Linked DNA regions of Homo sapiens: region 1 is linked to region 2. A link is a contact called in ENCODE Hi-C or POLR2A ChIA-PET data. All regions are on one chromosome and are shown on one strand. Each heading gives the region's core, a stretch centred on a gene start or an enhancer-like site at or near the end of the contact. The rest is flanking DNA. Distances are from core to core; before and after follow the strand shown. Region 1 has its middle 19 kb from the start of LINC02341. Region 2 holds the start of NAA16 (N-alpha-acetyltransferase 16, NatA auxiliary subunit).

Region 1 (3,619 bases), core at 714-3,213, 1.1 Mb after region 2:
CATTTCTCAAGCCTTTTAGTACCCAGCAGAGTTGCCATTCTGTAAGACACTGTTTAGAAAATATAGTTTGGCATCCTTGGAGAGATGATTTTTTCTGCCTGAGTATGGTGTTCTAGGAATCTGCTCTGCAGCTCCTGTATCTTTGCAGCTTTTCAAATCCTGCTTCTGTTATGACCACAGTCATATTTATTTGTGTTCTTGTCCATGATGAAAGAGAATTATTTTGCTATTATAAGACATATCCCCCGATGCTTCATATCTCTGTTAAATCTTCCAATAGCCAGTGTTCCCTCGGTTATAGACACAGAACTTCAGGGTTGGGAGAAATCTTAGAAAGCATATAGTTCAATTTTTTTTATTCTTATTTTTGAGACAGGGTCTCACTCTGTTGCTCAGGCTGGAATGCAGTGGCATGATCACGGCTCACTGCAGCCTTGACCTCCTGGGCTCAAGTGATCCTCCCTCCCCAGCCTCCCAAGTAGCTGGACCACAAGTATGCATCACCACATCCAGCTAACTATTTTTTAAAAAAATTTTTATAGAGACAAAGTCTCACTGTTTTATCCAGGCTTGCCTCGAACTGCTGGGCTCAAGCGATCCTCCCACCTCAGCTTCCCTATGTGATGGGATTACAGGTGTGAGCCACTGCACCTGGCCTAGTTCAATCTTATTTTACTTATGATACAACTGAAGCCCAGAAAGATTATATGACTTTCCCAAGGTCACTCAGTTAATAGGACAGTTCATACTCCAGATACCTATTTCTTATTAATGCTGTTGGTTCCTCTCTTCACAATATGAAAAAAAGCAATTATTAATGGACTAGGATTGTGTCAATGGTTATATGAGTTTTATCTCTAGTTAGAAATCTTGCCTATCTTTGTGAGAGTAGGCTCTGAATAAATGTACTCTGTATTTCTTAGCCTAATATGTATTTGCATGTTCTGACTCCATAGAACCCATCAGTGAATACATCACTCTTCACTCAATTCCTTCCCACTGCTTTGTGAGAAAGTCTTTGATGATTTTCTGCAAACAGCCAATAGTATCTTCTTGAGTTTTCATCTACTTTTGTACCCACTTAGTGCTCCTTTGATTAGAGATTCTAACTACAGTATCTGCTTTTCACTTTTTGGGACATGGAATATAAAAGTGGGTGGAAATTGCAATCTGCATAATGGAAGAAAAATTGCACTCCTACTAGTTTATAGAAAGGTTGACATTTGCTGTGAAGCGTTCAGTTCCCGGGTTCTGGTCAGATATGCATTTCTGTGCTCACCACTGTGGAGAGGAAGGTACCACATGGGGGTGTCACGTAGGTTGTAAAAGGAAGACGGTTGTCTGTCAGGGTAGTGTCCCAAGAGAAACTGCCCTATTACGGCTGTGATCTGGAATGAATATACTTCTGGCACCTTTACTAGGATGTCAGTGGGAAAGTCCCATTAGTCATCTTTGCCAGATGGGGGCTTCCGGACACCTCCGCATGGCTGTACATGTCTGTATTAATAAAAACACTGAAGCCACATGGGTTTTGGCCACACGTCTCATCCTGTCGACCCTCTGGCCCTGCAAGGATTACAAAGAGGGAAATAAGTCATGGAGCCTGATCTTTGAATGGTTTTACTTTTGAAATGTGGGAGATGTTATGTTCACTATTTCTCTTGGGATAAACCTCCAGAGAATTTGGAGCTTTAAGGGCAGAGCCCACTTTAGGCTACCCTGGGAGCTCTGAAAGAGGTGCCTTTCCAGGTGATTCTGATAAGCTCTGATGTTTGAGAATCACTGCTTTGAAGAAATCACTCATTTTCTCAGGATGTCATCAGCCCAATAAACAGTGATACAACTTAATTGACATCAAAAAGAATGATACCATTATCTTTGTTTTGACTTCACTGAATTCAAATTTTGCTCTTCTTCATACAGAAGCTGGTATGAACATCCTGGTTAATGACCGCATACTATAGAAGAAGCCCGTTTTGTTTTTCTGCTGCCTGCTTGTGGTGTCACTTTCTGTTCTATTACATGTAACCAGAGTCAGAGGAAATTCTGGCTCAAGATAGAACCCAGAGAGTAAAGTCCCCTGAACTTTTTCTTCCACTGGGTACTCCGCCGGCGATGAATGATCAGGTATTAGGGCAAGCCCTAAAATGCATGCCCAGGACCAGACCCCTTGCTCTGTTCTCTCCTGCTCCGTGGAGGTGATGTGGCTGTTAGTGGAGTTTGTTGTTACGGGTGGACTTGGTCAGTAGGAGCTGCTATGGTTTGAATATGTCCCCTAAAGTTCATGAGTTAAAAATTGAATTGCTGGCCAGGTGCAGTGGCTCATCCCTGTAATCCCAGCACTTTGGGAGGCTGAGGTGGGTGGATCACCTGAGGTCAGGAGTTCGAGACCAGCCTGGCCAACATGGTGAAACCCCATCTCTACTGAAAATACAAAAAATTAGCCAGGCGTGGTGGCAGACACCTGTAATCCCAGCTACTCGGGAGGCTGAGGCATGAGAATCGCCTGAACCCTGGAGGCAGAGGTTGCAGTGAGCTGAGATCATGCCACTGCACTCCAGCCTGGGCAACAAGAGTGAAACTCCGTCTCAAGAAAAAAAAAAAATTGAATTGCCGTTTTAACAGTATTAAGAGGTGGAGCCTTTAAAAGGTGATGAGGTCATGAAGGCTGTGTCCTCGTTACTGGATTAATGCTGCTATCTGGGTTAATTATCTCGGGAGTGGGCTCCTGATAAAAAGTTAAGTTTAGCCTCCACTATCTCTGTCTGTCTCTTCTGCTCTTACCATATGATGCCCTTCCGTCAGTCATGGCATAGCAGAAGGTCCTCACCAGATGCATCCCCTCAATGTTGGACTTTCAGTCTCCAGAACTGTGGCCAAATAAATCTCTTTTCTTTGTAAATTACCCAACCTGTGGTATTCTGTTATAGCCACAGAAAATGGACTAAGAAAAGAGCCTATCTGATTGCCTGGATCCAGAGCTTTATCTGCAGTGGATGTAATCCTCTTCTAAGAGGGGAAGCTCCGTATAGAGAAAACAGCCCCAGGAAAAGAGCCAGGAGACCAGAGTCCTGCCTCTGACTCTCCAGTCAGCCAACTGGTGGTCCTGGACATGTGTGTTCAAGTCTCTAGGCCTCTCTTTCTTAACCTGTAAAATGAAGTTGGTGGTAGCGGTGCAAGTTAAACTGGATTTACTAAATCCAGTGGCCTCTTTGTCATTTTATTTATATATCAGCTATAACATTTAATATTGTTGATCATTTTCTCCTTAAAATATTCACCTTTTTGGCTTTTGGGTCACCATTTTCATGTTGGTTCAACAAATGTTATTGGATTAGGCATTGTCTTAGGGAGTGAGAATACATGTAAGACAGTTTTTGTCTTTGAGGTGCCCACAAGATATGTAAACATCATCTAACAATTTTTTTCTCTCTCTGCTCCTTCCTTCAAATCTCTATTTACTTCTTTAATTTTTGTTTTTGTTCTATAACTAACTGTCTTCAACTTCTCTGTATATCCTCCTTGGAAGATGGTACTCATCACCCTGGTTTCAACTACCATTTAGATGTTGTGGATTAAAAACTATTTCTCTTTAACCATGATTCACCCTCACTCACCC
Region 2 (3,861 bases), core at 1,048-3,547:
TGTGGTATTTGATTTTCTGTTCCTGCATTAATTCATTTTGGATAATGGCCTCCAGCTCTACCTGTGTTGCTGCAAAGGACATGGTCTCATTCTTTTTTGTGGCTGTGTAGTATTCCATGGTGTACCACATTTTCTTTATCCAGTCCACCGATGGGCATCTAGGTTACTTCCATGTCTTTTTATTGTGAATAGTGCTGCGATGAACATACACGTGCATGTGTCCTTTTTTTTTTTGAGGCAGTTTGTTGCCCAGGCTGGAGTGCAGTGGCATGATCTTGGCTCACTGCAACCTGTCTCCCAGGCTCAATTGATCCTCGCACCTCAGCATCCCAAGTAGCTGGGACTACAGGCACTCGCCACTATGCCCAGCTAGTGTGTGTGTGTGTGTGTGTGTGTGTGTGTGTGTGTGTGTGTTTGCCATGTTGCCCCGGCTGGTCTCCAACTCCTGAGCTCAGGGTGATCCGCCTGCCTCAGCCGCCCAAAGTGCTGGGATTACAGGCGTGAGTCACTGCACCTGGCTGTGCATGTGTCTTTACGGTAGAACAATTTATATTCTTTTGGGTATATACCCAGCAATGGGATTGCTGTGGACCCCCAATTTTAATGACAGTACTTTCCCTATTTTAAAGGACTCCTATGATGCTTTAAAATCATGTGTGAAACGTAGGAGATTGAAAGAAAAAAAAAGACTCCTATGATTCTTTCATGTCCAACCAACTTAGGCTAGAAAGAAGGAAAATCAAATAGGCAGGCACTGTGGCTCACACCTGTAATCCCAGCACTTTGGAAGGCCGAGGTGGGCAGATCACCTGAGGTCGGGAGTTTGAGACCAGCCTGACCAACATGGAGAAACCCCGTCTCTACTAAAAATACTAAATTAGCCAGGTGTGGTGGTGCATGCCTGTCATCCCTGCTACTTGGGAGGCTGAGGCAGGAGAATCGCTTGAACCTGGGAGGCGGAGGTTACAGGGAGCTGAGATAGCGCCATTGCATTCCAGCCTCGGCAACAAGAACAAAACATCGTCTCAAAAAAAGGAAAATAAAAAAGGGCAGCCCAGTTCTGATTACAGCCGACTAAATGCAGTTACTCATCAATTACTTTATAGTCTCAGAAATATGCACCCATTAAGATTCAGCACATGTATAAATAAACTTATGTACCTAATGTTTACACACACCTTACTACTAACCCTACACTGAATGTATGGTTTATTCTTGCCACTGTTGTATCTTTCTAGACTCACACATTACCATCAATATGCTGCCTTTTATTTGTTGTAGAGAGTATCCCAGAGTTGGAAGATCCTGAATTTGAAGCCTGTTTCTCCCATTATTATATGGCTTTCAGGAAGGGGAACCATCTGAAGAGAAAGGGTAGGTAGACTCAGAAGACCAGTGGCCTTATAAAACCGTAATTCCGGCCAGGTGTGGTGGCTCACGCCTGTAATCCCAGCACTTTCGGAGGTTGACGCGGGGGCGGATCACGAGGTCAAGAGATCAAGACCATCCTGGCCAACATGGTGAAAGCCTGTCTCTACTAAAAATACAAAATTAGCCGGGTGTGGTGGCGCATGCCTGTAATCCCAGCCACTCGGGAGGCTGAGGCAGGAGAATCCTTTGAACTCAGGAGGCGGAGGTTGCAGTGAGCCCAGATAGCGCCACTGCACTGCAGCCTGGGCGACAAGAGCGATACTCCATCTCAAAACCAACCAACCAAACAAAAACAAAGATTGTAAATGTTTGTTTGGTTTGCCCTGGAAAGAGAAGGCTTCTACTTAGAGTCTGAATCAAGGAGGAAAAGGAAAGAAAACAAGTTCATCTTTCATCAAAAGTCTACTTTGCATCGGACACTTAAATTCCTAAATGGGGAGAAATGCAAAAAACTCTGACTCTTCAGAGTCATAACTAACATTATCTTGCGCCACAAGCTTATCAAGAGTGCAATACAAGTCAGTGTCTTCTCTTTTCTACTTAAAAGAAAATTCTCGTTTTTATTTATTACTTTATTGCAAGGAGAAGCAGACAATAAGTAGGAGTCTTATGAGGCGTTCTGATGCATAGGAGCAATGGTGAATGAGGGTGGTGACTCACCACCCCATGGGACTCCAAGGTTTTGGTGACAGCTCGCCTGAGCCCCAGGGGGTGCCGAGATTGCGGCGAGGAGAGCCGCAGCACAAGGCAAATCCACGCGGTTGGTCCCCGCTACGCCCCCGTAGTCACCCGCAGCCCCTCGCCAAAGGGCGCTCCGCGCATGCGCACAGGATCCGGCTCGGGAGGCGGACCCTGGCTGCCATCTTGCAGTGCGCGGGAACCGCCGCCGCCGCCGCTGGCCAAAAAGCGGAGCCCAGGGGAAGCGTGTCCTGCTCAGACCGCCTTCCTTCTCCATTGCCACCCGTGCCGAACAGCCAGGCTGCCCAATTGCAACTGTAGACCAATGAACTAATCCATCGCCCGCAGCCCGACTCTCAGCAGCGGTTCGTCCCGGTGCCCACCCCCGCGAAGCGGAGCGCCCGGGCACCTAGCCTCCCTGCCGGCCACCTAGCCTCCCTGCCGGCCACGATGCCGAACGTGCTGCTGCCGCCCAAGGAGAGCAACCTCTTCAAACGCATCTTGGTGAGTGGCCGTAGGCCGCGCTGCCGCCCCCCGGTCCCCGGGTCCTCGGGCCTTAAGGGCAAGCGGTCTGGCGGCGGCCGGCGCGGGCCAGGCTTGGCCTCCGCTGCCCACCGCTCTTTGTTTACCTCGGAGGTCGCGGGACCCCACTTTCCCGCTCCGGCCGGCCCACGGGGGCTGCCGAGCCGCTCCTCCGTGCGCTTCCTTTCCGCGGTCTTCTGCGGCTCGCCTCACCCCCGCCGCGCTCTTTCCAGAAACTTCACGCCGCTCTCCGCAGTGCCCGGGCACAGCCGCCTCGGCCGGTAGTGGCTGCCGTGCTCTCTGCCGCGCCGGGCTCGCAGCAGCCCCTCAGGGATCCTCCCCCGGTGGTTTATTTTGCCAGTCTCTCCTCGGCTAGGTGTTTTGCGTTCTGCATTCTCTGCTTTGCGTTTAGTTAGATTGCACAGCACACCCGCATACCTATTAAAGCGGGATCGATGCGATGGTGGAATTTTTCCTGGTTACGAGGAAATAAAACCGGCAACTTTAGGAAGCCAGGCCTGGCACCACCTCCCTTTGGGAAAAAGTTTGCCTGTTTGTAATGTACCTTATTTACCTCTTTGGAAGTGAATATTTGACTTGAAGTGCGTTTCTGAGTTGTCACCAACTTCAAAACAGCTGTTTGCTTTTTAGTCGCACAGGCCTTGCTTGAGTAATTAAAGCCGCGTGGACTGGCTGGTTTTGCATTTGAGGGGAGCATTTTTACTTTATCGCGGAGCAGAAGCCTGAATAATGGCCCCGTAGTGATGACCGCTGCGGAGCCGGGTGGGCAGTTTTCTGTGGGCTGTGTGCCAGCGTCCCTGGTAGCTTTCCAGGTTCTGTTCTTCCAAGGAGAAGAGGCAGCATTCCTTTGCTTTCCTCAGTATCCTCTGGCTACCCTAGGTTTTAAACTAATATTGTTAGTAGGTAACTGTCTTTTCTAGTTTATCTTTTCACCTGAAAAAAAGCTTTTATTTGCTAAACATGCATTTAGGTTTAAAGGTGAATTTATTGAAAGCTGGGTTGGCTATATGGCTGTTAGTTGTTGCTTAACTTTACTATAAATAAAATACTAATTTTAGAGTAATTTTAAGTATGAACAGCGGCAGATAATTCATAGTAGCTGTTCTGTTTCAAGACGATAGAAACTTCACACTTAGTCTTCAGATTAGGATACATAGTAGATGGGATAAAAATTTTAAATATTATGTGGTGCTTAGTTTTGAACCAATA

What was found. Hi-C counts contacts between places; a loop is a spot of excess contacts on that map. ChIA-PET counts read pairs that join two places held with the same protein, here RNA polymerase II (POLR2A). Pooled maps may share reads with other maps.
Region 1: a loop to region 2 is called in a pooled map, with 3 times the contacts of the local background. The contact joins the enhancer-like site here to the promoter of NAA16 in region 2. A Hi-C loop is called at or near these places in 4 of 50 pooled maps. POLR2A ChIA-PET finds 5 or more read pairs at or near these places in 2 of 52 experiments (WTC11 and activated T-cell).

Annotation. Positions count from the first base shown.
Region 1 is chr13:42,404,513-42,408,131 of GRCh38, forward strand. No RefSeq gene overlaps it. Among named protein-coding and RNA genes, the nearest start is that of LINC02341, 19 kb to the right of the region's middle. RefSeq lists enhancers at 1,074-2,273, 1,367-1,776. Within about 2 kb of position 1,964, at least 3 of the 41 ENCODE cell types and tissues checked have a DNase peak (open chromatin) inside an H3K27ac peak, as active enhancers do.
Region 2 is chr13:41,308,970-41,312,830 of GRCh38, forward strand. NAA16 (N-alpha-acetyltransferase 16, NatA auxiliary subunit) reads left to right here and starts at 2,298. Exons shown (of 20, transcript NM_024561.5): 1 at 2,298-2,613. The coding sequence starts at 2,560. It also overlaps a transcript of MTRF1 not described here.